Linked DNA regions of Homo sapiens: all the other regions are linked to region 2. A link is a loop called in an ENCODE intact Hi-C map of the cell type or tissue named here. Cell type or tissue: CD14-positive monocyte. All regions are shown on one strand. Links, peaks and the distances in the headings refer to the core of each region. The heading gives the core; the rest is flanking DNA.

Region 1 (10,163 bases), core at 837-8,836, 100 kb after region 2:
TCATTCACTTGGTTTAATGCATTTGGGGCTCGTCCATGTGATGGGGTGTTGTTTTTAAATTGCTGACTCATACCTCACTGTTTTCATAGATCCCCATTTTGTATACATTTACTGGCTGGTGAACATTCATATTGTTTTTAGGTTTTGGTGACTGTAAAGTAAAACTAGTATAAATATTCACATGCAGATTTCTGTGTGTGGACACTAGTTTTTTTATTTCTCTTGGGTAAATACCTAGGAGTCGGGTGCTTGGTCATATGTGTAAGTTCGAATTTATAAGAAATTGCCAAACTGTTCTCCAAAGTGGGTGTACCATTTTACATTCCCACCAGCAGAATATATGAGTTCTGGTTGCTCTACGTTTTCATTAACATTTGGTATTATCCGGATTTAAAAAAAAATTTCTTTGGGTTTTGTTTTGTAGCCATTCTAATAGGTATGTACTGCTACCTCATTCTGGTTCTAATCTGTGATTTCGTAGCAGCAAATGGTGTTGAGAATGCTTTCATGTGATTATTTGCCATCAGTTTTTCTTATTTGGCGAGGAGGCTGATCAAATATTTAGTGCTTTTTAAAATTTGTGTTAAAATATACATTAAAAAATTACAATTTTAACCATTTTTCAGTGCACAGGTAAGTGGCACTAAGTACATTCACACTCTTATGCAATTATTAATCATTGATCTCCAGAAATTTCTTCATCTTGCCAAATTGAAACTCTATACCAACTAAATGATAACTTCCTATCCCATCCTGCCCCCAACCCATGGCAACCAACTTTCTACTTTCTTTGTCTATGAATTTGAGCACCTCTGGGAGATTGTGGGTAAGAACTGAGAAAAATTCTTCTTCTCCAGATCCATTTCTCTGTTCCTTTTTGTGTTTCTGCAACATGACCTCAGTTCTCTCAGGAAGCCCCAAAACCTGTGAAACTAACCTGTGCTTGCAGCTCTGCTTGCTGCCAGAAACAAAGGCTGGGAGCCAGCAACAGGAACCAGCCAGGGGATGAGTTCAGCCCAGACGTGCTGCCTGGACCTGGATTCCTGCCTCAGTGCAGGCCTTGACCTGATTTCTTGCTTCATTACCATACTAAAATCTCCACTCAGGGGCGAGAACTATGCCTTGCTAGGCACAGAAGGTGCCAAGTACAAAAGAAAACACAAGAGTGTGCACACTTCAGCCCCTCCTGAAGGAACCCACCTTTTTCCAGATCTGCCCGCCTCAGTCTCCAACTACCTGCCCTAAGGGCCCTTAAGATCCCCTTTTACCAACCCCTGGGAGAAGGTGCTTTGCACATGAACTCCCTTTCTCCATTTCTTGATCAATGAATAAAGTTTCTTCTCCGCTTTGCCGATTCTGGTCTCATTCTATTGGCGTAAGTGGCAGGGGGCAGAGAAAGGACCCACTAGGGCCAACTCACCCCTCCAAGGGTGGGTAACATTTGCAGCAAAACTCCTCAAGAGGTTGTTTGTCGTCACTCTTCCTACCTTCCTTTCTTCGGTTATTTTCCAAACGAGCTTCCAATCAAGTCCCCCACCCTTTCACACATGTTCATCAAAGCTGCCATTGCCAGTTATCTCAGACGTAAACAAAATCAACTCAATATGGATTAAAGATGGAAATGTAAGGCCTGAAACTGTAAAACTCCTTGAAGAAAACAGGAGAAAAAGCTTCTTGACATTATCTGGGCTCAGATTTTTTTAGATACTGTAAACTAAAAATAAAATCCTAAGCCCTGTAATCAACTGAACAGACCCCCTCTTGGCCAAGGGGACCCCAGAAAAATCTTAAAAACTGAGTTGCTGCTACAATGGGACGAGAGGTCAGACACACCTCATTATAGCCCCTTCCTTTTGCAGTTGAGATGCAGCAACTGATTAACCTTAATATGGAAATGGAGATCATAAGACTGGCAGAACAGACTCTGTGGCAATGAGATACCAAATCATATACAAAACCTAAGGCCATGCCAGGCAGGGGTTAAATTACACACCCCCACACTTAGAGAATAAACTATGTTCTAACTGCCACAATATGTTTATTTTTCTCTGGTAGCTAAGCAAGCACTGGTCTCAATATAAGTAATATTAAAACAATATACAGCTCACCAGCAGACACTGACCCCACACCCTTGTGACTGGACAAAAGACTGATTTCAGTAACTTTCTCTTGATAAGAACATGGAGCATGGACTGGTTATGGCAGGTTTTACAGAGGCTGCGCGCTTGAGGGCTGCTGTGTCCTCCAAAGACCTTTTGACATATAGGGCCTAATTGTAATACGTTTACATGGTAAGTCTCTACCCTAAGGTGAACATGGATTACATGTAACATGCGTGTTTGTTCAATATGCTTGGGTCAAAACCCTTTCATGAATATTCAAAGCTCCTTCTGTAACCTGTTGAATATGTATACTTGGCCAGCCCATTCAGCTTAAATTCCTGTCTTTCTCCTCCCTCCCTTAAAGTGCTTGTCTCTGAGCCTCTTCTGCAGGCTCTGCTTCCCAGCCTGTCTGGATGGCCACCTTGCAGGCTGTAATCCTTTATAAGAAATAAAGCTCTTTCTTCCAAATTGGTAATTGTGTGATGTTTAAGTTAACACCACCAAACCACAGGCAACAAAGGCAATAATAGATAAATGGAATTTCATCAAACTAAAAAGTTGTTTTAGTTTGTTTCTGCATGGCAAAAGAAACAATCACAAAAGAGTGAACAGACTACTTATGGAAAGGGAGGAGATATTTGCAAACCACACATGTGGTAAAAGGTTAATATTCAGAATATATAAGGAACTCAAACAAGTTGAGTTCAACAGCAAGAAAACAAATAATCTGATTTGAAAAGGCATGATGGACTTGAATGGCGAGTTCCCCAAAGACACAGAAATGGTCAACAGGCAGAGAAAAAATGATCAACATCACCAGTCATCAGGGAAATGCAAATCAAAACCACAATGAGACATCACCTCATACCTGTTAGGGTGACTATTATCAAAAAGATTGAAGATAACATATGTTGTCATGAAAGCACCAATGACAAATGTGTGTCCTCCTCTCTGCCTGTCTTCACCCCTTCCTTACCTCATCTGTGGTCATCACTACTCCAGCTGTGCATTGAAACATCTTCAGCTTGGACCCCTCTCCTGAACTCCAGGCATTTGCATTCAGCTGTCTCTGTTCTGTTCCCATTTGGATGTAAGGGAGATTCTCAGAATTATCGCCCCTGAAAGCCTCCCCTCTGAAGTCCTCTATGGACACCGCTCCTTCCCTCCAGGTGCTCAGGGGAACATTCTGGCTTCATCCTTGGTCTTGCCTTCCCCTCGCTGACCACATCCATTAGAAAACTCTGTGAGCACGACCTTCCACACACATCCAAAAGCATATCCTTACGCCACCCCTGCCTCCCTGGTTCAAGCCCCTATCCCTCTTCCTGGAGGACCCAGCAAGCACCTTTCCAGTTTCTATGTGGCTGCCATGACCCACTTGGGCCTGTTCTGTCCAGGGAAGCCGAGGGGTTCTGTTAGAGTGAAAGTCCAGTCTAGTCTCTGCTCTGCCTAAAGGCTCCAGGTTCCTGTGTGGCCAGCAGGGCCCACCCAGTCTGCACCATCCTCCCCTCTGCTCCCCTCCTCTGCCTTTCTCTCCTCTCATACGTGGGCCTGTTTGTGTCCACAAATAAATGTAACCTAACTTAAATGAATGCAGACTTTTTATTTCCATCACACATATATGCCTCTTAAACAATAAGTATTATTTTCTATATTATTCATCACTTATTTGTATTTAATAATGATGTCTAATAATGAAAAAATGTTTAACATTCTGTTCTGACAATAGTTTACATTTGTGACTTTAAAGTTTTTGTATGCTTTATTTTTGGAACAGCTAGAAGAAAATAAATCATTTCAATTTTGTATTTAATGTTCCAGCTTATAGACTCTGACATATGAATCCATATCCAAGGTTATGGATGCAGGTAAACTGATCAAGTGTCTGCTGAAAAACAAGAGAATTTTTATGCCTAAAAATTTGGGGGATGTTCTCTGGGGTTCTGGTGATATTAGAGTTCTGAAATAGATATGACCTTTTTTAGAAAGTATTGGAAATTTATGTTTAAAGAAATTTATCCCAGTATTTAAAATTATTTTTAAGATTTTAAGTTTTTTTCTGAAATGTTTTAATGTAGGAGGAAGGAAAGTTAGTGCCCCATTTTAAAATAAAAGTCTTAGCTGCAGCTAGCAAAAATACAATTTATGTTTTAAGAGTGTACAAAATGAATAAACATAGTCTCTTTCATTCTTTCCTATTTGGAAGTTATTCTGATTACTCCAAGGAAGGTTTAAACTCAAAAGGAAAGGTGGGCTCTAAGGGAACCGTTGTGAGATGCACAAATGTTCCGGTATAGAGTGTGAGTTAATCAAACAAGGAATTTCTCTTAGTTATCATTGAGAATGTGAGGTGCGTAGAAAAATAACTTCTGATGAATAAGAAAGAGAACATGAATGTACATACAAAAATCCCTTTCTTGCTGGGCAAAAAGCCCATTTGAATTGTTTAGGAGGATCGGCAGCATTGAGTGGATGGGATTGTGTCTTCTCTGGAGACAGGTTTGCATGTGGAGATGACATCATCACTTATCAGGACAGATTTTTGAAGACTCACAGCCCTTGACCATTTGCTGGCTTCATGATCGCCATCTCCAAAGGGCTGTGTAGCAGCTCTCATGGCCTTTCCCACAATGTGTACATCAGGCAACCTCAAGGAACCACATAATGGAATTAATGTTCATATAAAAATCATAGTTGTAGTTGGGCACGGTGGCTCATGCCTGTAATCCCAGCACTTTGGGAGGCCAAGGCGGGCAGATCATGAGGTCAGGAGATTGAGACCATCCTGGCTAACATGGTGAAACCCCGTCTCTACTAAAAATACAAAAAAATTAGCTGGGTGTGGTGGCGGGCACCTGTAGTCCCAGCTACTCGGGAGGCTGAGGCAGAATGGTGTGAACCCAGGAGGCAGAGCTTGCAGTGAGCCGAGATCACACCACTGCACTCCAGCCTGGGCGACAAAGACTCCATCTCAAAAAAAAAAAAAACACAAAAAAACCCCATAATTGTTTCCCTCCAATATTACAGCATGTTTTTTGTTTGTTTGTTTGTTTTTCACTTTCAAAGGGAAAAAATGCATTGACTTCTGTTGTCTGGGAAATCTGAGGGGTAGACCTGGTTTTAAATGTGACTGGATTTCAGGGTCAGATGATAGAAAGGCCCATCTCGCTACTTGGTTTTGGCTCTTGTTTTTGTTTGTTGTTGCTGCTGTGGTTGTTCATTTATTCTCCCTGGTTTTTGTTCTCAGGCTCATAAAGGTAGGAGCTCTGATGTCCACTTTGCAGATAAGGACACTGAGGCACACAGAGATCAAGTAATTCTCCTTCTGAGACAGAGTCCATGGACTTCCCACTGCCCCATGACACTTGGTTATGTCTGTGCAACCAACTCAACAGTCTCTGCCATGGTTAGGGCGCCCCCTGCTGCTCACCCAGAGAGTTGCAGGGATCACTGCACCAATCTTCTCCACCCTCTTTGACCCCCAAATGCTTCCTGACACCTGACTCCCACCCATTCAGAGACTAACCTATGTCAAGATTTACAATCTCACCGAACAGGAATGATAACTACAGGAAGTAGTTATTATTTAATGTTATTAGTAATGTTATTGCTATTGTTAATGTCATTATTATTATTTCTCCATTTCACTTCCATCTTCTCTGGAAGCTGATTCGGGGCTCCTGCCTCTCACCTTTTCTATCCACTTCTTATCCCTTCCCCCAGGAGGTTGTAGACAAAGATTAGTGCTGATGCATCGTGCAACTCCATGGCTCCCCCTGGTGGTGTGATGCATTTGGGGGTGATGGGGTTTGCTCACACAGCGCTGCAAGGACGCGGGTAGGGACCTGTCAGAAATCTACCTTGTGTATAGCTCCTCAAAGATCCCAGGTTAACATTCCTTGTGATCTTCAAGCCTGAAAGACAGGAAGGAGTCACTGTTCATTAGTGTCCACTCTGGCTGTGCCAGGCAAAACTTTGCCCTGGGAGGAACTGTGACGTTTTGCTCTCTTGATAAGAAGGTACAAAGCTGAGCTCCAGAAAGAGATTAAAGGCTTTGGGGGGCTGCTCCCGAAGCTGCCTCCTGCCCCTAGGTGAGCACTGGGTGCTACCACTCCTGACTGGAGAGACAGGGTTTCAGACAAGATTCTCAAAGTCATGGGGGATCCTGGATGAGATGGGCCAGGTATAGTTCTGGGGTTTGCTTGAGAGAATGAAAGTGAGTCCCTGAAGGTCGAGGTGCCCTCCAAGCCTACACCCCCCTCCTGAGAGCAGGGTCCTCATGAGGGTCTCATTGCATGAGACAGTCAGGGTCATGCCACGGACTCTGTCTGAATGAAGCCACTTCTGCCATATTCATCCTGACTGTTCAGACCAGGCATCACTGGCCGTGCACAGTCTAGATGGAGGGAGGGACATGTTTCTGCAGGGACTTGGCACAATGCTGTGTCTAAAAGGAGTGCTCCATGTTGGTGCAGCCAAATAGAGCTGATGAGATGCTCTCTGTGGCCGTGGTTGCTGGTTTCTTCTCAGTATTCATTCCCTCTTTTTCCTTAGTAATAAGGACCTCAGACACAAGAGCCTAGCTAAGAAGGATTCCACGTTTTACGTTCTCCACTTGCTTCTGAAGTTAAGCATCACAACAGCCCTATGAAGAGGAAACATTTCATATCTTCATTTTACAGGTGTAGAAAGAGGCTTAGGGGAGGGAGGCAACTTAACTGAGATCACATGGGAAGTAAGTGGCAGTGCTTGGTTCAAACCAGGCAGTGTTGCCAGGAATCCTTTCTATCCTCAAACGACCTGCACAGCCTTTAATCCAGCAGTCCTGAGTAGTTAGGGAGCAATTCACAAGACTGCCCTCACTTCTGATGCCAGCTGCACATTGGGGAGTCCCTGACCACATTCAGTTTTGATAGTTCACTAGTAGGACTCAGAACTCACTGAAAGCTGTTATCCTCATGTGATGTCTCATTACAGCAAAAGGATACAGATTAAAGTCAGCCAAGGTGAGAAGAGCATGGGGCAGGGTCCAGGGAATTCCGAATGGGGAGTTTCCAGTTGTCCCCTCCCAGTAGAATCATAGACTGTGGTAATTCCTCCTGACATGACATGTGACAACATGCATAGAGCATTGCCAACCAGGGACACTCACCTGAGCCTTGATGTCCTGGTGTGGCTTTGTCACATAGATGTGGATAACTGTCTACATGGCTGACCTTAGTTTCAGCTGCTCCACAGATAGAGCTGATACCAGTGACCCAAAGTCCTATCGTTAGTTATATTATTAGACTATTTGGTGAAGTCCAAGGCTTTCAGGTAAACAAAGACACTCTAATCAGGTGAGACATTCCAGGGACTTAGAGGTTCCCTCCCAGTAGCTGAGAGCAAAGGCCAGGCCTCTTTTTGGCAGGGTTCAGCTCTTTGCCACACAAGTCCACCTCTGGGACTCACCACGGATCTGCAAATGGGACTAGGCCAGAGACATCCTGGGCCAGCCTGCAGCCAGGTTGGTCTGGGTTGGAATCAGCTCCAGCTCTTGAGCTCTGTGGACTTGGGAGCTGCCCTCACTACTCAGAACTGATGCACTCAAATGTGAAATAGGGACCCCAGTCCTCACTTCTCAGATTAGAAATGGTCAGTGTGCCTTTGCTGAGGTCTGCTTTTGTGTAAATAGGGGACTACTTAAAACCAATTATTTTTTAAATTGATGTTCAGTTTATTAAGTGTTCAAACCCCTTGACCCTTCAAATTCCACTCATTGATTTCTTTCTTCTTTTCTTGTAAACTTACTATAGTCACTGTCACTCTCTTTTACTGAAATTGAACAGACTGTGCTCCCTTAAACAGAGAGTTTGATTTAAAGAGTCAGTTATACATTCCATACATTCTTTTTTCTTTATAGCCCTTCAGCTGCCTACTGGGGCAAGTTCACAACCCAGCAAGATCCTCACAAATTCTCGGACAGCTCTTGGAAATCTAATCTACTGAGCTTATAAATACATCAACACTTAGATTCTTCCAGTGTTCCAGGTGTGTTCACAGAGTTTATCAAACTCTTCCACATCTTTCACCTGAAAAAAATAATCACACTTCTAAAATCACCTTTACATCTCCTTCTGGAAACACTTTAGTGGTGTGTTAGATTTCCTAATGCACAGGCTATGGCGCCCATTGTGTGGAAGCTGGGGTTGAAGCGTGAAGGATTTCTGATCTCCATACAGCTGTTTACAGGTCAGAGGCTTGGAACCAAGACCCAGGATCCAGAGGCTTCAGCTGCTCAGGGCGGTTGCCCCCAGGCCCTGAGACTGGCTCAATCCTTCTGTGTCAGTTGCAGTCATGAAGTCCTAATCCTCTCCTCCGAGCCTCATTGTTTTCCATCTATAAAATGGATCAATAGTGGAACCAATCACATGAGTTGTTCTGGGAATTCAACAAATGTGGGGACAGGCACAGAGCTTAGAACAGTGTCTGGCACACAGTAGGCCCCATGTGTTTGCTTTTACTCCAATGATTTTATTACGAGGTAAAGGGCTACCATGGGGCTGGCCCCTAGTAGGTCCCTGATCATGGCAGGTGCTCTTATTATGGTTATTGTTGTTGGCACAGCTGCCTTGCCTGGGGCAGGTCTAGGGGTCAGCTCAGGGTGCACAGTGGGGAACCTCTTGGCTGGAGGAGGACCTCATGAGGTGGTACCCAGGACCCCAAAGGGTCAGAAACACAGCCTCAGGCCTCCTTCCCTGTCTCTGCAGATGGGCCTGACTATCTGCTGCTGAGGGGCAATCCTGATGCCTTCAATGGCATCGTGACGGCTGAGATCGGCTCCCAGGTGGAAATGGAGTGTGTCTCCTATTCTTTCCCAGATCTCAAGTACTGCTGGATCCACAACAGCTCCTTCCTAAACTTCTCATATGCAAAGTTGTATCTCTTGAGTCTGGCCTGGTAGCAGATGGGCACTTACCAATGCACTGTGGAAAACCCCGTGACACAGCTGATCATGTACATGGACGTCAGGATCCAGGCCCCCCGTGAGTGCAGCAGCTCCCGTCCAGGCTCATGCTCTGCACATCTCCCTGCCTCCATGCCCTGCTAGGCAGTGCCCACCCTCAGGAGTGCCACCTCCACCCTGCCATGACATGCTCACAACCTCTGGGTGAAATCTCCCAGTCCTCTCAGGTCTGGGTCCAAAGATGCCTCCTCTATGAATCCTCTGGAGTCCTCAGATCAGAGTCAGGGTGAGTCACAGGGGGATAAGGGGGATAAGAGTGGTGGACATTAGCTGTGCACTTACCATGTGCCCACCACCATTCTAACCTGCTTGACCCTCACTGTCTCTCTATGGAGAAAGTGAATGTGATTAGCCTCACCTCCACTTTACAGGTGAGAAAACTAAGCCCCATGGAGTTTGAGTATTTTATTTAAGGCTTCAGTGCTAACCCACAGAAGAGGTGGGATTCAAGCCCGGGCAGGCCGAACCCACAGCCTGTGGCCTCAACTGTTCCCCTCAGCTCCCTCCAAGATGAGGAATTAGAAAGATGCAGGGATGGGACGGGATTTTGTCATAGCTCCATGACCATGACAAATCTCTACTCCCCACAAATTTCACCAAGCTCTTGGCTTGATTCTTGGGCCTCTAATAACAAAAGATAAACAAGCTGCTCTCCCTGCCCCCAGGGGTAATAATAACTAACCTAATTTCCAGAGTTGATGGCACGTCTTATGGCATGACATAACAGTGTGAAATAAATTATTATTATTAACTCCATCATTGTTGTTACTTACCCCTGGTAATTGCGCCAACAGTGTCAACTCCTTCCTCAGCTTCACCCGGCCTCTTTCCCCCACACAATGGCGTCTGCCTCCTGTGCCCTTGGAAATCTTTAAAAGTATGAGGATGTTGAGGACTCTCAGTGGAGAGGTGAAGACCGCAGACCATCTCCTCTACCTCCTAGGGTCCCACATGGGGAGGGCTTGGGCTTGGACTTGGCAGGAAGTTGGGCCCCTTCACCTCTCTACCCAGGACTCTCCCGTGTTTCTTATGGACCTGAGATGTGACTTCTTCCC
Region 2 (10,163 bases), core at 1,102-9,101:
GAGCAGCTTAGCAGGTACTGTGGGGAGGAAGGGTCAGGAGTCAGCAAGGCATCCTGGCTTCCCTCTTCCAGTTTCTCCAGCATGCAGCCTTCTCTTTACTTGCTATTCACAAGGAGCTTCAGAAGGACTTTCTGGAAGCCCACAGGATTCAGGCCTCCCAGACCAGTTCCCCTCTATCTTCTGTCCTCATCTGGCCTGAACCTGATCGCTAGACCTTCTTGAGGGGTGGCAAGTAAATTTCCTGAGGCTCTACATTGTCTGTGATCCCTCACCTACCCTGCAAGGCTAGAAGTCCAAGCCAGACCTCCTACTCTGCTTCTCTTCTTCCCACCTGCAATGTTCCTCTTAGGCTCTATGACCAATTCTCCCTCCATCACTTCCTGTCTGGGTGCTGCTGGGCAAGTCACTCCCCTTATCATTGCTGTTTCCTAGCCTGGAAAATCGGGATATTTGCTGAACCTATCTCATATTATCATCGTTATAAGAATGAATGCCCCAAGATTTGCAGTGCACCCAGCTCAGTGCGTAGTGAAGTATTACCCATTCAATAAACAGAACACCTTTCTTAATTTCCTTCTTCCCGGTCTCAAGTGGTCTTTGGTGGAACATTCACTGGAAGCCAAATGTACTATGGCATCTTCTGTGTAAGAATGCTGGAAATTGCCTCGCTCTATTTAGAACAGGTAGGACATGGTGGCCATTTGATGAATATCATGGATTAGGAGGGAACAGTCACATTCATCAAGGTCTCTAATAATGAGGAATCTGTCTTCAGTGTTGACACACACTTTTTCGTTGAAGTTTTTTGAGGTTACTGGAAGAAAGGGGTAATTTTCCCCTAACCAGTAGCTCCTGATCTCGGTCTCTTCACCTGAGTCACTTGCGGGGCGCTGTTGAGGAATCTGCGGGGGACTCTCATGTACGGACCCCTCTATGGCTGTCCTCTGAATTGTCTTTTCCACCTGGCAAAGTGTGCCCACAGAAACACTGAAAAACTTAACTTCAGGGCTTCCAGTAATGTCTGAAACAGCTCCTAGTGCTCTCATGCCTTCATAGCACCTACACTCTCCATCCCTCTCCCTTGCCCAATTTGCTATTTGCTTCAGACACACCAGCCCTGTCAAAATCTGACACACAGAAGCTGTCTAATTCATGTTGATTATTTGGTACTTATGCCCATATGTCCTCTTTCTCCATGCCTCCATAGCCCATCCTCTGCCCTGCCAACACCCAGGCCCTGGAGTCTTGGCTTCCAAACACACCTCCAGTGCTGCTTCTCACCTTACTTACCCAGCTGTAGCAGTGGAAGCATCACTTCCAGCAGCAACAGTTCTCAGGAACAGCAGAAGCTCTTTACTACACTGGCTCTGACATCAGAACCATATGGTTCAGAAGGAGTGAGGTGATGCGTAACTGAAAGAGGATGTGGGGATGGGGAGAGCAGAAGTATCTTTAGCCAAGTCAGGGGCTTCTGTCTCTGGTCATCGTGAAGGCCTGTTCACCTGGAGAAGCAGGAATTATATGGGATGAGAGGCTCATGAGCACGTACGGACAGGGAGGCAACTAAGATTGTCTGTGAAGCCTCAGTGTCATGTCTGCTTTATTCTTTGTTTTATTTTTGTTTTTTGAGATGGAATCTTACTCTGTCGCCCAGGCTGGAGTGCAGTGGCTCGATCTCGGCTCACTGCAATCTCCATCTCCCATGTTCAAGCGACTCTTCTGCCTTAGCCTCCCGAGTAGCTGGAATTACAGGTATTCACCACCATGGCCAAATAATTTTTGTAGTTTTAGTAGAGATGAGGTTTCACCATGTTGGCCAGGCTGGTCTCAAACACCTGACCCGCCTTGGCCTCCCAAACAGCTGAGATTACAGGCATAAGCCACTATGCCCGGTTTGTTTTTGTTTTTGAGACAGGGTCTTTCTCTCTCTCTGTCACCCAGTCTGGATTGCAGTGGTGTGATCACTTAAGATAGCAAAGTGTTGACATTCTCTCAGGAAAAATATGATAATGTTTAGTTTGGTGAGAAGTGTAAAACAACATCTCCCTACCACAGTATAATTGTTTTGCCATAAAATTTGAAATGAATGGTGTAAGTAACATTGTATAGCATGGCACAATGTTCCCTTTTATATCCCATGTAGACATTTATTTAATAAATTTGTTCTCAGTAAATTTCTATTAAAAAAGAGACAGCACGAGACCCTGTCTCAAAAAAATGATCAATTCCAATTCCTACTGGATATCATGACTTAAAAATCCATAGTAATTCCAGCGTGGGCAACATGGTAAAACCCCGTTTCTACAAAAAATACAAAAATTATCTGGGTGTGGTGGTACGCACCTGTAGTCCCAGCTACTTGAAAGGTTAAGGTGGGAGGATCACCTGAGGTAGGGAGGTCAAGGCTGCAGTCAGCCGTGATCACGCCACTGCACTGTAGCTTTGGGCTACAGAGTAAGACTTTATCTCAAAATAAATAAGTAAATAAATAAAATACATACATACATACATAGTAATTCATAGAGTATGGTATTGACACAAGGATAAATAAAAATACCAATGGGACAGGCTATATGGTTAGAAAAATACCTATACATATGTGATCACTTGGTTTAGGATAAATATGGCACTGCATAGAAGTTAAAGGACTCTCTTTTGAATAAATTGTGTCAGAATAACTGGACAGCCATACAGCAAAAGGAAATAAGACCCCTACCTCATGTCATACATAAAAATAACTTCTAGGGACATTGGGAAAGTCCTTAGACTTTTTTTCTAGAACAGTGCTGTGTGAAGAAATATAATGTGACCTATAAATGTGGACTACATGTATAATTTTAAATTTTCTAGCAGCCACATTAAAAAGGAAGAAATGGGTAAAATTAATTTTAATGATGTTTCATTTAACCTAGTGAAAGAAACCTAGGTTATTCACTAGGTTATTCATATTGAACCTAACCCAATATTTCAACATGCAATCAACACAAAATTGTTAAGATTTGGTACATTCTTTATACACTCTTCAAAATCTTGTATATATTTTACACTTACAGCACACTTCAATTCAGACTAGCCATAATATAAGGGCTCAATAGCCATATGTAGTTAGTAGCTACCACATTGGTCAGTGGAATTCTTTAATACAACATAGGAGAGTATCTTGGTAAGTTTTAGGTAAGGAAATATTTCTTTAAAAGGGCCAAAAAGCACTAGCTATGAGGAAATATGGATAAAATGGACTGTATCAGAATTAATTTCTGCATCAAAAGATACCATTAAGGAGGACAAATGCAAGTTGCAGGGCTGGAGAACATACTTGCAACACATACAACGTGCTTGCATCCAGAACATAGCAAGGATAAAGGGGGTAATGAATGGTGTAGTACATGAGTGGAGTGTTTGGGGTGTTGTTAATGTTCTATTTCTTGACCTCAGTGGTGGTTACACTGGTCTGCTCCCTTTGTGATAATTTGAGTTGTATACTTACTATCTGTATTAATACTTCTCTGTATAAAATTGTACTTTGATTTAAAAGCTTGTTTGAAAATAAAGACAGAGAAACAAACAGAAGGGATACAAAAGAGAATAGAACGGTTGGGACAAGTAGAAATCATGTACCTAGATGTTAGATTTAAACTCCAATACATCAGTGATTTAACTAAATATAAATGGCTTAAATTATCCAGTTATGAATCTAAGATCATCATATTGGAAAAAAGAAGCAAAGCCAAACTCCATGCTGTTTACAAAAGACACAACCAAAGCATAAGTGTAAAGGACAGTTAAAAAACCAAATGGGCCGGGAGCGGTGGCTCATGCCTGTAATCCCAGCACTTTGGGAGGCCGAGACGGGCGGATCACGAGGTCAGGAGATCCAGACCATCCTGGCTAACACGGTGAAACCCCGTCTCTACTAAAAATACAAAAAATTAGCTGGGTGTGGTGGCGGGCCCCTGTAATCCCAGCTACTCAGGAGGCCGAGGCAGGAGAATGGCATGAACCTGGGAGGCAGAGCTTGCAGTGAGCCGAGATCATGCCACTGCACTCCAGCCTGGGCGACAGAGCAAGACTCCGTCTCAAAAAAAGAAAAAAAGAAAAAACCAAAGAATGAAAACATACACCAAGCAAATACCAACCAGAAAGCCAGGTAATGTAGACATACCTACATTAACATCCCATAAAGCAGACTTTAAGCAAAAGGCATTACCAAAGATAGAATGGCATATCTCCTAATGATAAGCTGACATTAACAGGAATAAAGTATATATTTAAAATTTGTGTTTGCCTACTAACATAGTCCAAAAATATATAAAGCAAAAAATCTACAAAAATAAAAGGAGAAACAGACATCCACAATAGTAGTGTGACATTTTAATCACTGTTCTCTCAGAAACTGACAGAACAAACAGACTATTGGAATATATAAAGATTTCAACAACTTGATCAGCAAATTTGACCAAAAATATATAGAGAATACTGCAATCAATAACTGCAGAATACAATTTCTTTGTAAGCACACAGAGAACGTTTACAGAAATTGGCCACAGCTGGATCATAAGACAAATCTTAATAAAATTTCCATGAAAATATTTAAAATCTCATTAATAACCAGCAAAATGCCTGTTAAAACCATCAGATACCAGTACATATCCAAGACAATATATCAAGTCTTGGTGAGAATGTGGTACTCAACTTTCACACACTATTGGTGGAAATATAAATCAGGGCAACAAAGTTATTTATCAAAGCAGAAGATACACATACTCTATGACCCTCAATTCCACTCCCAGATGTATACTTTATAGAAATGTTTGTGCATATGTACGCCACAAAGGAATGCAAAAATGTTTACAGTGGTATTATTTAAAAATAGCTAAAAAGGTAAACAATCCAAATGCCAGTAAACAGAGAATTTTAAAAAATGAGATACTACACAGCAACAAAAACCTATGAGCTAATGCTAGATGCAACAACATGGACCATTCTTACAAATAAAATATTGAATGAACAAAGCCAGACACAAATAAGTAATAATGTATGAGCATTTCTTTAAAATTTGAAAAAAACCGGGCAAAATCAAGTGTTTAAGAACGCACACACAAGTAGTAAAAATCCTTTAAAAGTTGCCAAGAAATGTCCAGCATAAAAGGTAGGATATTAATTGCCTTTTTGGGAGGAAGAGGTCTGTTTCTCTGTTTATTTTATCATTTGTAGGGGGTATGAACAGGTCTTTTGAGATACTGGCTATAGTGAATTCCATAAGGCTGTACCCTATATAGGCATCCTTTTAATAGTACAGTTTCCCATTGCCCATCTGCCTGACCATATGGCCAGGCCATTGGCCACTGCCCATGAATTGGTAAAAACCCAAATGTGGAGGCAGTTCAGCCCACTGAAGTGACTTGTTTTTGCCTTCCTCAGTATGAGTGCCAGTCTTCCAAACAGGATGTTATTAATTCACTTTGGAATTGCCATCCATAAATCAAACCGCTCTTAGTTGGTCAATCAAGAGCTATTAATAGACATCATTCAAGTAATAATAGGATCTCGCAGCTCTTCAGTAGGGAAAAAGCCACCTGTTCATAAATATAACGAGGACCTCCTTGCATTTCCCTGGTAGCATGTTCCTGTATAAACAATTTCCATTTTATTACGAGACTCTTTTGGGCATGGCCTTCCTTACTACAGTGTTTTTCCAACATGACAAACACATCATGAGGATTTCAGGTGTCAGGATTATTATATCCTTCAATGATGGGGCAGACTCAAAGCCCAATAGGCAGCTAGTTGTCTCTCCATTGGAAATTTTCTGGCCCCAAATCCCAGCATTCACCACTGGGTGGTGCTCACTGGCCTTAGCTCCAGTCTGCCTAAATAAAGCAAACGTTAAGCTTCTAACATGTTTTGTCCACCAGATATCCTGTACTGTTTCAAATTAACAATTAGTGTGGGCTTGGGCAATCTTATTGGTTCCTATTTAGCATATTCAATCAATATTGGTTGAAGGGAAGATTTACATGCCTTCTGTTTCATAATAGTACGTAGGGGAACTCTTCCATAGTTGGACACAATATCTTTCCTCATAATACATTTAGGTAAATACATTCACATAACATATTTACATAGTCTGTCCAAACATTCCAATTTTCATCCAAAGTTTCGCCTGAATCTCATCCACTTTGTAATCCTATGTCTTCGCAATCTAACCATAGATGCTATTAGAATTTCACCAACCTTTTGGAATGCAGGTATAAGACTCCCACATGAGTCCCAGAAATATCTCTTATCCATCCCCTGACTATTTTACTACTAATATGCATATGACTTTGGGTCTTCAGTTAGGGGTCAGGCCAAGCAACCCAGGCCCTTTTGTCATTTATCTTGATTAGATCACATGTTCGTCCCCTCAGGAGATCTGAGGTCAGATTTCCCATTGTCATGTTTGCCTTCTGGCTTCTAAAATTCCTCCAAACTAGGGTAAATATAGCAGACTTGATGGGGGACCTTCAACACTGGAGGGCAAGTCTAGGTTCTCACTGCTCCACCTAATTTCTAAGAGTGCTCCACTGAGACCTTTGTTTAGACTCCCTCAATGTCCACTTAACTCATCTCATTTCTTAATAACTGTTTATAAAGATTTCCACCCTCTTGGAAATGTTCGTCTTTTCTCACTCTCTGGTGAACCACTCTAATTTTCTTTGCCATCTGTCATTTCAGCCTAACTTTTCCCTTTAGCCACAGCCCTGAGGCTAGCAGCTGTAGCTCAGGCTGGCCAGAGCCCAAGATTGGGCCAGCATCAGGATCCGCCTCAGCCACTTTCATTTTAACGATTACAGATAAAAATAGCCAAGGGACTGCCTATTTAGTTTGTTTCCTTATGCATCCAGTGGGTCAGCTCCTTGGGGGTTGGATCCATTGTATTGAAAAAGCAATGGTAACTTTTACCTCCTGTAACTGTTTGCAGAACAGCTGCATTTCTATACGCACAGGTGACCGCAGGACAGCCCAGGAATCAAAGGCTTATCATCTTGACTTCACATCCTTCCTCTTTTCAAACCATATGTTTCAGTGAGTCAGGGCTGTTCTAGTGAATCCCATTTCTGATACAACTGAAAAGTTAGGGAATGGTCCACAAGATCCCCTCATTTCTGACACCAACTGAAGATATCAAGGATCCCTGATTACCCTCATTTCTCAAATCATTTGCAAGGTTTTGGAACCCCAAAACTACCCTTAGGTTTGGTAATTCACTAGAAGTACTCACAGAATTCACTGAAAGCTGTTATACTCGTGATTACTGTTTACTACAACTAAAGGATAGAGATTAAAATCAGCCAAGGGAAGACATACAGGGCAGAGGCCAGAAGTTCCCCACACAAAGCTTCTAGTTATCCTCTCCCTGTGGAGTCATGGACAGCATAACTTAGCTTTCCTGGTGATAATGTGTGACAATATGCATAGTACTGTCAACTAAAGAAGCTCACCCAAGCCTTGTGTCCAGTGTTTTTATTGGGCCTCCATCGTGTAACATGGTGACTTCCCTCATGGTGGATCTTAGCATCCAGCTCCTCCTGAAGTTGAGCTGATACCATTTGATCCAAAGCCCCTATTCTAAATCACATTGTTAGACTATCTGGTATTGCTTCCACTCTAAATCACATTGTTAACATTATCTGGTGTGGCCAGCCCTCATCCTAAATCACATTTCTAGAATATTCAGTGTGATGCAAGGTCCCTGGGCAAACAAAGACACCCCTATGAGGTGTGACATTCTAAGAGCTAGGGAGTGTCTTCCAGAAGCCAAGGGCAAAGGCCAGACTTCTCTTCAGGCAAGGTTAAGTTCCTTAGTACACAGAATAAAATGTCAAATTCAGAATAGCAGCGATCTCTATGTTTGAGAGTGGGAGATGTGTTTGGGGAAGGGAGTATACCAGGGGTAGTGTTTTCTTTCTTTTCTTTTCTTTTTTTTTTTTTTGAGACAGTTTCTTGCTCTGTCACCCAGACTGGATGGAGTGCAACGGAGCATTCACAGTTCACTGCAGGCTTGACCTCCCAGGCTCAAGCAATCTTCCCACCTCAGCCTCCCAAGTAGCTGGGACTACAAGCATGTGCCACCATGCCTGACTAATTTTTTAATTTATGTAGAGATGGGATCTTGTTATGTTGCCCAGGCTGGTCTTGAACTCCTAGGCTCAAGCCGTCCTCCCACCTGGGCTTCCTAAAGTGCTAGGATTACAGGTGTGAGCTACCGTGCCCAGCCAGTGTTTTCAATATTAAGCTGGTGGTGGGTATATGCTCATTATACCATATTTATATCTTTCTATATGTCTGAAATATTTCACAATCTTTAAATGAAAACTGGATCATTTGTCATTTATATAAAAGCTTTATATATATAATATGTAAATATGTATCTACATATTCATATATAATACACTCAAAACTATACATACATGAATGAGTAAAACAAAGATCTAGAATGATGTATAATTTGATACCAGTGCTTACCTATGGTTAGAGCAGTGATCAGAGATGAGATTATAGAATTTTCAGTTTTTTAATTCCAGGTTTATTGAGGTATAACTGACAAATAAAAATTGTATATACTTAAGGTGTACGACATGACGTTTTGATGTATGTATGCACTGTGGAATGATTACCACAATCCAGTGAATTAACATAATCAGCACTTCACAGTTACCATTTTTTTGGTGGTGAGAACACTTAATATTTACTGTCACAAAATTTCAAGTATACAGTACAGTGTTATTTACCATAGTCACCATGGTGCACATGAAACCTCCAGAACTTATTCATTCTGCCTAGCTGAAACTTTGTGCCCCTTGATCAATATCTCATTTCCCTTAGCCCTCAGCCCTGGCAACCACCATTCTATACTTTGCTTCCATGCGTTTGACTTTCTTAGATTCTACATATAAGTGAGATCATGCAGTACTTGTCTTTCTGTGTCTGACTTGTTTCACATAGCATAATGTCTTTCAGGTTTATTTACGTTGCTGCAAATGGCAAGATGTCCTTTTTTAAGGCTGAATAACTTCCACTGTGTGTGTATGTGTGTGTGCACAATAAATCCTCACTTAACATCATCATTCAGTTCTTGGAAACTGCTGCTTTAAGTGAAATGATGTAAAATGAAACCAATTTTACCATATATAAGAACATGCAAACTCCACACAGATACTGGTACTGGCTGGGAATTGATTTTTTTCTCTTATGATTAGACAATGTTGAACAAAATGACATTATTTGAATGGGGTGTGTGTGTGTGTGTGCGTGCATGTGTGTATACATATATAATATTTTCTTTACTCATCTATTAATGGACACTTACGTTGATTCCACGTGTGGGCTATGGTGAATAATGCTGCAATGAACACAGGAGTGCAGATATCTCTTCAAGATACTGAGTTCATTTCTGTCAAATACATGCCTAGAAGTGGGATTCCTGAATCATATGGTAGTTCTATTTTTAATTTTTAAAGGATACTCTATACTATTTTCCATAGTGGTTATACCAATTTACATTTCCACCAACAGTGTACAAGGTTTACTTTTCCCCACATCCTCATCAACACTTGCTATCTTTTGCCTTCTTGATATACCCATCTAATAGGTATAAGGTGATATCTGTGGTTTGAATTTGCATTTCTCTGATGATTAGTGATGTCAGGCATTTTTTTTATATACTTGTTGGCCATTTTGGTATGTCTTCTTTTATGAAATGCCTATTCAGGTCCTTGCCCATTTTTTAATTGGGTTATTTGATTTTTTTGCTATTGAGTTGTTTGAGTTCCTTATGTATTTTGGATATTAGCCCCTTATTAGATGGATGCTTTGCAAATATTTTCTCCCATTCTGTAGGTTGTCTCTTCACTCTGTTGATTGTTTCCTTTGCTGTTCAGAAACTACTTTGCTGCAATCTTGCATGTCAATTTTTGCTTTTGTTTCCTGTGTTTTTGCAGAAATATCCAAATAACTATTTCCCAAACCAATAATTTTTATTGTGTATTACATATAAATATACAGAAGTTTTCTCCGATGTTTTCTTTTAGTAGTTTTACAATCTCAGTTCTTATATTTAAGTCTTTTTTTTTTTTTTTCTTGAGACAGGGTCCCCACTCTGTTGCCCAGGCTGGAGTGCA
Region 3 (10,163 bases), core at 688-8,687, 55 kb after region 2:
TCAGTATATTTACTTTTAACAGTAAAATATCATACCACATTCATGGAGTAGAAGGATACATAAGAAAATCTGTCTTACTGTGTTTCTTTAATGAACTTAACTAGGTATAATTTACATGAGGTGATGTGCACCCACTTGAAGTGTTCATTTTCATGAATTTTGACAGGTGCATACAGCCCTGTTGTGACTGGCACAATCAAGATATACAACATTTCCACTACACCAAGGGCTTTGCCTAACCTCTTTGCAGTTCATCATTCCCACTTCTTGTGCCAGGCAACCACTGAGATCCTCTCTCTCATAGTGTGTCGCTTTTGCCTATTTCAAAATTTCCTAGGAAGGAATGTACTCATCTGTGTCTGTATTCTGTCACTCAGCATATTTTTTGAAACTGAACCAAGTTGTTTGTGCCTATAGTTTTCACAGTGTGATATTGCTCAGTAGTATCCCATTGTATGAATATACTATAGTCCTATATTTATTCATCTATTGATAGGCATTTGAGATTTCCCCATTTTTCACTAATGGTACTCAGGTGTAAGTCTTTTTATAGACTTTTGTTGTTGTTGTGGCTGTTGAGATGGAGTTTTGCTCTGTTGCCAGGCTGGAGTGCAGTGGCGTGATTTATATATATGAAGTCTCGCTCTGTCACCCAGGCTGGAGTGCCATGGCACCATCTCAGCTCACTGCAGCTTCTGTCTCCGTGTTCAAGCAATTCTCCTGTCCTGTTGTCAATCACTGCACAGGACATCAACACCAGACAAGGACATTCTTTGAGCATAATGGATCAAGACAAGAATAAGACCACAGCACAGTCATGCCTTAACACAGACACAAACAAGAATGTTGTCCAAATTGGAAAATGGCTACATATTTCCCATCTAGGGTAACAGGAAAGACTGATGATTATTTACCAATTACAGCCACAGCCTTTCCTATAGACTAAATGTTGGTGTCACCCTAAAATTCATGTATTGATGTCCTAATTCTTAATGTGATGTGATGATATTTGGAGGTGGGGCCTTTAGGAGATAATGGGATTTAGGTGAGCTCATGGAAGTGGAATGCCCATGCTGGGATTATGGCACTTGTAAGAATGAGGAAGGGACCAGAGCTCTCTCTCTCCCATGTGAGGATATAGTGAGAAGGCAGTCATCTGTGACCCAGGAGCGGGGACCTCACTAAGAACCCAGTTGTACTGACATCTTTATTTTGGTCTTCCAGCCTCCAGAACTATGAGAAATAGATGTTTGTTTTTTGTTTGTTTGTTTGTTTTTTGAGACAGAGTCTTGTTCTGTCACCCAGGCTGGAGTGCAGTGGCACGATCTTGGCTCACTGCAAGCTCCGCCTCCTGGGTTCACACCATTCTCCTGCCTCAGCCTCCCGAGTAGCTGGGACTACAGGAGTCCGCCACCACGCCCGGCTAATTTTTTATATTTTTAATAGAGACGGGGTTTCACCGTGTTAGCCAGGATGGTCTCGATCTCCTGACCTTGTGATCCACCCACCTTGGCCTCCCAAAGTTAGATGTTTGTTTTTTAAGCTAGCCGGTCTGTGATATCTCTTATTCTAGCCCAAACTGACTAAGGTAGCTTTGGTCTAGTTCTTTCTCCTTTTTTATTAGATGTATGAAGATCCAGTGTTAGAATTATGCTGACTTCCTGACATCCAAAGAAGCAAACACTGCTTTTTAAAAAGTTTCCCCAAATCACCTAACACAAGTCCAAATCCTATAATAAGCCAGTTATAATTCTCTCTTACTGAAACACCTCATGGTTTTCGTGGTTCCTCACTGCAATGAGTAATAACCCAACTACATATCTATTCCTGGTGCCTGCTGATCTCTGGCCAGAAGACACTGACATGTTTATTGACTTGGTCAATGTTGACATTTGTTTCCTTGAAGCTGTTCCAGGATTTGGATTTTATTAATGACTTTTTGTTCTACTGATGGCAGCTAGGGTTAGTGAGATGAGGTGGGTTCCCATCCCCTGCTCGCTGCTGACCTGAGGACTATGTCCCACTGTGTTTGGAAAGCATCAGCCCTGCCCTGTTTCCTTACTGTCCTCCAGTCCAGCCAGAAGAACATAGGCTGGGCGCAGTGGCTCATGCCTGTAATCCCAGCATTTTGAAGGGCCAAGGCAAGTGGATCACCTGAGGTCAGGAGTTCGAGGCCAGCCTGGCCAACATGGTGAAACCCCATCTCTACTAAAAATACAAAAATTAGCCAGGTGTGATGGTGGGTGCCTGTAGTCCCAGCTACTCAGGAGGCTGAGGCAAGGAGGATCGCTTGAACCTGGGAGGTGAAGATCGCTGTGACCAAGATCATGCCACTGCACTCCAACTGGGTGACAGAGTAAGACTCCATCTCAAAAAAAAAAAAAAAAACATAATAAGAACAGAATAGATTGGAATGCATGTTTTCATCTTTTCTAATTACTCTCTCTGCTGGACGTTTGCCTAATGACCTCATTTTCTGATTGGAAGCAGGAATGTCAGCCCTCTCTTAGGAGTATTTCATTGCAATCAACATAATTACACAGGAAACTGGTGTCCCTCTAAAGTGGAGACGTTTGGACAAGTTGTTCCATAAGTCACTTTTCAAGGTAAGATGGAACAACCAAGTTGAAGGAGGGATGGTAGCAGCTGCAATGAGGTGAATAGTTTTATAGTCAGGAAAGGGTCTCTATCACTACACTGTGTTTATTTCCTCTTAAGCCAGAATCAAGGTATCTTCTGAGAGTAGGGTGGTGGGAGGCAGCAGAGAATAGAAGAACCCAGTTCCTGAGTTTATGCAAGATGCCCATGGGAGCCCAGAGACGTCCTATGGCGAGACTGGCATGTACTCACACAACTGAAACCCTCTCAAGATAAGGGTCATTCTTTGACCAGAGAAAACAGCATCCTTCATGCCCTTCCATATTAATCTCTGCCTCCACATACAGTCTGAGAAGCAACCAGTGTTCTGACATTTGTCACCATCAACTAGTTTTACATGTTTTACAACTTCCTATAAATGGATTCACACAGTAAGCACTTGCTTCACCCTGAGCATCTCTGCTGTTTCTTTAAAATTTCAGTAATATTTGAAAATCAGAAAAGAATTTCTTCCATTTGCTAATTTAAAGTATAACATTCAGGCTGGGCCCGGTGTCTCACGTCTGTAATCCCAGCATTTCGGGAGGCCAAGGCAGACGGATCGCCTGAGCTCAGGAGTTCAAGACCAGCCTGGGCAACATGGTGAAACCCCATCTCTACTAAAAATACAAAAAACTAGCTGGGCATAGTGGTGGGTGCCTGTAATCTCAGCTACTCAGGAGATGGAGGCATGAGAATTGCTTGAATCCAGGAGGCGGAGGTTGCAGTGAGCTGAGATCGCACCGTTCTACTCTAGCCTGGGTGACAGAGTGAAACTCTGTCTCAAAAAAAAGAAAAAGTATAAAATTCAGTGGCATTTATTGCATTCACAGTGCTGTGTAATCATCACCACCATCTAGTTTCTGAACATTTTTATCACCCTGAAAGGGAAACAGTCACTTTCTATTGCCTGCTTCCCAGAGCCCCTGGAAACTACTAACGTGTACCTATTTCCATGGATTTATCTATGCTGGATATTTAATGTGAATGGAATAATTTCAGTCTTTCATCATTGAGTGTAATGTTACCTGTGGGTTTTCTCTAAATGGCCTACTAAGCTTGATGAGTTTCCATGTCTGGCTTCTTTTACCAAGGGTAATGTTTTCAAGGTAAATCCATGTTTACGAGGATAATCCTTGTTGTAGCATGCATCATTATTTCATTTCTTTTTTTGGACTGAGTGATATCCCATTGCATGGAAAGACCACATTCCATTTATCCATTTGTCAGTTACTGGGCATTTTAGTTGTTTGTACTTTTTGGCTCATGTGAGTAGTAGTGCTGCCATGAAAATTTATGTACAGATTTTCATTTGAATATCTGTTTCCAATTCCTTTGGGTATATCCCAAGGAGTGAAATTGCTAGTCAATATGATAACTGTATTAGTCTGTTCTTGCATTGCTATAAAGAAATACCTGAGACTAGGTAATTTGTGAGGAAAATAGGTTTAATTGGCTCACAGTTCTGCAGGCTGTAAGGGAAGCATGGCGACTTCTGCTTCCGGGGAGGCCTCAGGAAGTTTCCAATCATGGCATAAAGTGAAGCACGAGGGAGGAGTCTCACATGGCGGGAGCATGAGAAAGAGAGTGAGGAAGGAGGTGCTACACACTTTTAAACAACCAGATCTCATGAGAACTTACTCACTGTCTTAACAGCACCAAGGAGATGGTGCTGAACTATGAAAATTCCACCTCCACGATCCAATCACCTCCCACCAGGCCCCACCTCCAACATTGGGGATTACAATTTAACATGAGTTTGGACAGGGACATAGATAAACCATATCAATAACTCTATGTTTAACCTATTGAGGAACTTGCAGACTCTTTTCCACAGCGGCTGAATCCTTTTACATTCCCAAATACAGTGTATGAGAATTCCAATTTCTCCACATCCTCACCGACACGTGTTATGTTCCGTTTTACTAATTACAGCCATCTTAATCGTTGTAGAGTTTTGCTTTCCATTGCCATAGTGACAATAATGTTGAGCATCTTTTTGTGTGTTTGTTGGTCGTTTCTATACCTTCTTTGGATAAATGTCTATTCATGACCTTTGTCCATTTTAAAGTTGGGATTTTTGTCTCTTTGTGGTTGAGTAGCGAATCTTCTTTGGGGATACTAGGCTCATTAGATATATTATTTGCAAATATTTGGTCCCATTCTTTTTACTTTCTTGATAATATCCTTCGATGCATAAGAATTTTAAATTTTAAGTCCAATTCATCTATTTCTTCTCATGTTGCTTGTGTTTTTGGTGACATATCTAAGAAACACCTTCCAAATCTAAGGCCATGAAGATATACTTGTATGTTTTCTCCTAAGAGTTTCATAATTTTAGTTCTTACACCTCAGTCTTTGGTCCTTTTTGAGTTAATTACTATACTGTGTATTTTCTTTTTTTCTTTTTCTGGTGGGGACAGGATCTCACTTTGTCACCCAGGCTGGAGTGCAGTGGAATGAACACAGCTCACTGCAGCCTTGACCTCCTGGGCCCAAGTGATCCTCCCACCTCAGCCTCTTGAGTAGCTGAGACTACTGGTGCATGCCACCATGCCTGGCTAATTTTTTGTGATTTTTTTAGAGGTAGGGTTTTGCTGTGTTGCCCATCCTGGTCACAAATTCCTGAGCTCAAGTGATCCACCCGCCGCAGCCTCCCAAAGTGTTGGGATTACAGGTATGAGCCACTGCGCTCGGCCTATACTGCATACTTTATGTGGAAGGAGTCCAACTTCATTTTTATTCACGTGGCTCTCCAGTTGCCCCAGAACCATTTGTTAAAGACATTATCGTTTTTCATTAAATGGTCTTGGTATCCTTACTGAATTATCAGTGGACCATAAATTTATCACTTTATATCTGGCTCTCAATTCTATTCCATTGATCAGTATCGGTACCACCTAGTTTTTTATTTTATTTTATGGCAGCGAAAGTTTATTTAAAAGCTTTAGAAGAGTAAGGAAAGCAAGGAAAGGAAAGAAAGGAAGGAAGGAAAGTACACTTGGAAGAGGGCCAAGCAGGCGGCTTGAGAAACCAAGTGCCTACCCAGTTTAATTCCTGTGACTTTGTGGTAAGTTGTAAAATCAGGAAATGTGAGTCCTACAATGTTTTCACTTTCAAAATCATTTTGGCTATTTGAAGTCTCTTGTGATTCCATATGAATTTTAAGGATAGTTTTTTTTTCATGTCAGTAAAAACATCCATTAGGGTTTTGATAGGGATTGCACTGAATCTTGATTTGAGGAATATTACCATCTTAATATTAATTCTACCAATCCATGAACACAGGGTGTTTTTCAGTTGATTCAGGTCTTCTTTATTTTCTTTCAGCAATATTTTTTATTTTTCAGTACACAAGACTTACACCTCCTTGGGTAAATGTATTCCTAAATATTTTATTCCTTTTGATGGTATTATAAATGGGGGTGGTGTTCTTAATTCTTTTCAGATTGTTAATTGCTAGCGTATAGAAATACAACTGTATTTTGTGTTATAATCTTGTATCTGGCATATATGGTAATTTGCTTATTAGCTTTAAGAGAGTTTAGTGGGATACTTACAATGTTCTATATATAAGAAATACTCATCCTTTCCAACTTGTATACCAGTTATTTCTCTTTTTTTTTTCCTGTGTAATTGCCCTAACTAGAACCTCCAGTACGATGTCGAATAAAACTGGTTAAAGTAGGCATTTTTTGTCTCTTTCCTGATCTTAGAGGGAAAGAGTTTCAGTCTTTCGCCATTGAATATAATGTTACCTTTGGGTTTTTCACAAATGCCTTTTATCACATTGAGGAAGTTCTTTTCTATTCCTTGTGTGCTAATCGTTTTAACATGGAAGAGTGTTGGATTTTGCCAAATATTTTTCCTGCATCAATTGAAAATGATTCCATGTTGTTTTCTTCATTCTATTAATGTACTGTATTACATCAATAGGTTTTCGTATGTACACCACCTTTGTATTCCTGGGATAAATCCCACTCAGTATTCTGTAGAGTCTTTTATACACTGCTGGATTCAGTTTGCTGGCATTTTCTCGAGGACTTTTTGCATCTATATTCATAAGTGATATCGGGCTGTAGTTGCATTTTCCTGTGATGTCTTTGGTATTATCAGGTAATACTGTGTTCATAGAATGGGTTAGGGCATATTTTCTCCTCTTCTATTTTTCAGAAAAGTTTGAGAAGGATTAGCATTAATTTAAAAAAATGTAATCTCAGCACTCTGGGAGGTCAAGGTGGGCGGATCACTTAAGGTCAGGAGTTCGAGTCCACCCTGGCCAACATGATGAAACCCCGTTTCTACTAGAAATACACAAATTAGCCAGTCATGGTGGCATGCACCCATAATCTCAGCTACTCAGGAGGTTGAGGCAGGAGAATCACTTGAAACCAGGAGGCAGAGGTTGCAGTGAGCCAAGATTGCGCCACTGCACTCCAGCTTGGGTGACAGAGCGAGATTCCATCTCAAATAAATAAATAAATAAATAAAATAAGATAAAATAAAATAAAATAATAAAAGCAGTCAGAGAAAACCACAAACTACAAACAAACAAGCAATGATAAAAATTACAGCAGAATTCTCATAGGAAATTACACAAGCCAAAACCATTTGAGTTACTGGAAAGAAAAATGTTAACCTAGAATTCCATATAAATTTCAATAAAAGTATTTTTAAGTGAATGTATATGAAATGTTTCCAGACAAACCACAGTCAAGGGAATTCACTGCCAGCACACCTATACTGTAAGAAATACACGAGATCTTCCGGCCAAAGGAAAATAATGCCATAGAGAAACTCGGTTGTATACAAAGTAATGAAGAGCAATTGAAGTGGTAAACATGTGGATAAACATAAAATAGTTTATTTTTCTAATAAAAAGTCTCTTTAAAAATTGACTGTGTAAAATAAACATATTATGGGATTTGTAAAAATACGTTATGGGAATGAATTTGGAGCTCATGAAACCCACATTAAAGTAAGCGACAGAAACAAGGTATTACAGGGAAAATAATTGAAATTCTGGTAAAGCATATCCATCTATTTCCTCACCTGTCCTGACAACCGCTCCTGTAGAGCCATAAGGAAGAGTCATGGGGAACAGAGGTGAGGGGTGGAGAGAGGTTATTCTGCATGGGAGGTGGGGCCGGAGCACCCAGGAGCTCTTTGCTCCAGCCCTGTGCAGGATGAGTCTCAGAACACGTGGTCTAAAGGACCCTCACCCCTGTCGGGCTCTGGAGCCCAGACCTCAGCCCTGCTGTGAGGAGGAAGTTCAGTCGCTCAGTCACCCAGAGTAGCACTGCCCCTTGGGATCCTCTGAGCCAGTGGGGTAAACACCATTCTGAGAGGAGAGACCAGCACTATGGAGGGTTCCTTTGGGGAGAAGATGGGTGAAGTCAGCCAAATTTGGGGGCTCAAATTCCAGGACACCTTGAGAAGAGTTGCTTCCCTGGTGCAGTAGATCCAGGTGAGGCTGTGAGTTAAAAGAAAGCCATCCCCCGCTACCCACTCCCCTGCCCCCACTTAGGGCCTCCTTTAGCAGTGTGAGGGTCAGAGGTCAGGAGCCTCACTGGTCTCCAGAGATTTGGGGTGAGTAACAGGTGGTACCAGGCATAAGAAAAGCTGGAGGGTGACTGAGGTGGGAGTTTCCTGAGTCCACACTTCCCCTGCCTATGGACCCCTAGAATCAGGTGTTCTGCTAACACTCCCCATGCACAGCCAGGCTCAGGGAGATGGGGTGGGAGCCCAGCAGGGCCTATGCCCGGCAGGTGAATTCTCCTTCGTCTCCTGAAACCACCTGGGGCAGCTCCAGGACCTGGGGATGCAAGAGCTGGGAGGGGATCATGGTCAGGCTGCCCTGGGACCAGCACAGCCTGGCAGGGGGGCTGCCATCAGCATCACAGACCAGGTGTAGGGACTGCCCTCCTGCCCCTACCAGGAGTGGGCATTGCCTAGGACCTGAGGGACGAGGGAGACCGAGAGAGCCAGAGGGGCAGGGCTGAGAGGCCCTTCTCTCCCTGTGTCTTCCCTCTAGACTCAGGAGAGGAAACTGCGTTTCTGAGACAAGCATCACAAGCAAGGGCAAGTAGGGGCGAAGACCCCCAGCATGCAGGGGTCGGGAGGCTCCTTAATGGTCCCGGGACAGGGGCATGGAAACATGCGGAGGACTTGGCCGTATCGGGACATGGAGAGAACGTCCCAGGACGACCGGCCTTGATGTGCAAAACTGTGGAGGGCGCTAACCCTCGTGGTTCTGGCCACTTGGAGGAACCAAGACAGGTGACACACTTGGGCTTTCTCCAGGAGCCACAGGAGCCAGGGGAGGAGCTGAGTAGGGAAGGGACAGGGAAAGATCTGGTTAGAGAGAGACCCCTTTTTGGGATCTGAATTGTGGTCGGCTGGAGGGAGCAAGACCAGAAGCTGCTAGGCCAGGAGGGAGGCTGCTGCAGGTCCAGGCATCACCCGGGTCCAGGTGAGCGAGGCCAGAGGTGGGGATGGAGGAAAGGAGTGAGTTGAGACAGTTTCCGGAAGTCAAGTTTGCAAAACTCACCAACTCATGGGAAGTACTGGGGAAATACAGGGATGTGCAAAGAGACTCCCAGGACATTGACTCTGGCTTCTCAGGTGGGAGGGGCCTCCCAAGGGGGAGTGGGATGTGCTCAGCACCAGCTGAACCAGACAGAGATTTATGGGGGTCTTCAGGGCAGAGGTAGGACTGGGACCACTAGGGTGGAGGAGCTTCCTGGAGGAGTCATGCAGAGAGCGGCTGGAGGCCAAGACCCCACTGTGGGAACTGCTGGATATAAGGTTCCTGTGGGAGACGGGGATGGCATGGCCAGAGAAGTGGCAGGGAACCGGGAGGAGGCTGTCATGGGAGAGTGAGGGGAGAGGGAAGGATGGGGGAGAGGAAACGCCGGTGGTGACAGTGGGTTGTCAGCTAGGAAGTCACAGTGACCATGGAGAGCTCTGCCTGGGGAGGGGGCAGAAGCGAGACTGGATGGGCTGAAAGTGAGGGGCAGCGTCGGTCACACTCGATGACCTTCCCCTTATTGGACCCCTGAGACCTCAATTCTGCCCAGGGCTGGCAGAGACCCACCCCCTTCAGAGAGCTGAGGGCATCTCCCACCTGTGCTGCCGTCCCTGAGATGCAAATGCTGAGGTTCCGTGGAGCATCTGGAGTAGAAATCAGTAACTGACCACCTGCCATGTGACGGGCAGTCCTGAGCAACGGGGTGGTGTCTGAGTGTTCCCTCCACTTTGACCCCAGCCAGGCCCCCAAGAAGAGGTCCCCAAGAAGAGGTCCCCAAGAAGAGTCCCCCAGTAACTCAGATTCTCCGCCCCCTTCTCCCAAAACCCAGTGAACTCCAGGACCCAGGGGCCTGGCCAGGTGCTTTCAGGACAGATTGATTGGGATGGCTCTCTCCGTGGTTGCACCAGCTCTGGGGAAGGGCTCAGGTGAAGCTGTGCAACCCTGGGGTAAGGTGAGCACCAAGGAGTGAGGATTCTTTCCCAGGGAGGTGGGGACC

Evidence for each region. Peaks named below come from ENCODE experiments on the same cell type or tissue, not always from the same donor. Only the 100,000 strongest peaks of a DNase experiment are listed, where the experiment ranks them.
Region 1: it touches region 2 in a loop (8-fold over the local background); 21 of 110 quality-filtered maps call a loop at or near these places.
Region 3: a loop joins it to region 2, with 1.9 times the contacts of the local background. A loop is called at or near these places in 4 of 110 quality-filtered maps.

What each region holds. Positions count from the first base shown.
Region 1 is chr19:51,154,315-51,164,477 of GRCh38, reverse strand. LOC101928517 (a long non-coding RNA gene) reads left to right here. Exons shown (of 5, transcript NR_110732.1): 3 at 8,005-8,132. Among named protein-coding and RNA genes, the nearest start is that of SIGLEC7, 17 kb to the right of the region's middle. RefSeq lists a silencer at 6,735-6,933. In CD14-positive monocyte, for the core only: CTCF peaks have their summits at 5,391 and 5,596; DNase peaks (open chromatin) are centred at 5,497 and 5,867; H3K27ac peaks cover 464 bases.
Region 2 is chr19:51,255,222-51,265,384 of GRCh38, reverse strand. SIGLECL1 (SIGLEC family like 1) reads right to left here. Exons shown (of 6, transcript NM_001385465.1): 2 at 1,291-1,502; 3 at 1-17. The coding sequence starts at 1,312. The region is part of intron 2 of LOC107985327 (a long non-coding RNA gene); the gene reads left to right. Among named protein-coding and RNA genes, the nearest start is that of SIGLECL1, 9.2 kb to the right of the region's middle. In CD14-positive monocyte, for the core only: CTCF peaks have their summits at 5,635 and 5,849 (motif pointing right); a DNase peak (open chromatin) is centred at 5,834; H3K4me3 peaks cover 467 bases.
Region 3 is chr19:51,199,624-51,209,786 of GRCh38, reverse strand. MIR8074 (microRNA 8074) reads left to right here and starts at 2,778; the gene lies at 2,778-2,858. All of the region lies in intron 2 of LOC107985327 (a long non-coding RNA gene), which reads left to right. In CD14-positive monocyte, for the core only: no CTCF peak of the experiment used is centred there; a DNase peak (open chromatin) is centred at 5,686; H3K4me3 peaks cover 1,482 bases; H3K27ac peaks cover 1,458 bases.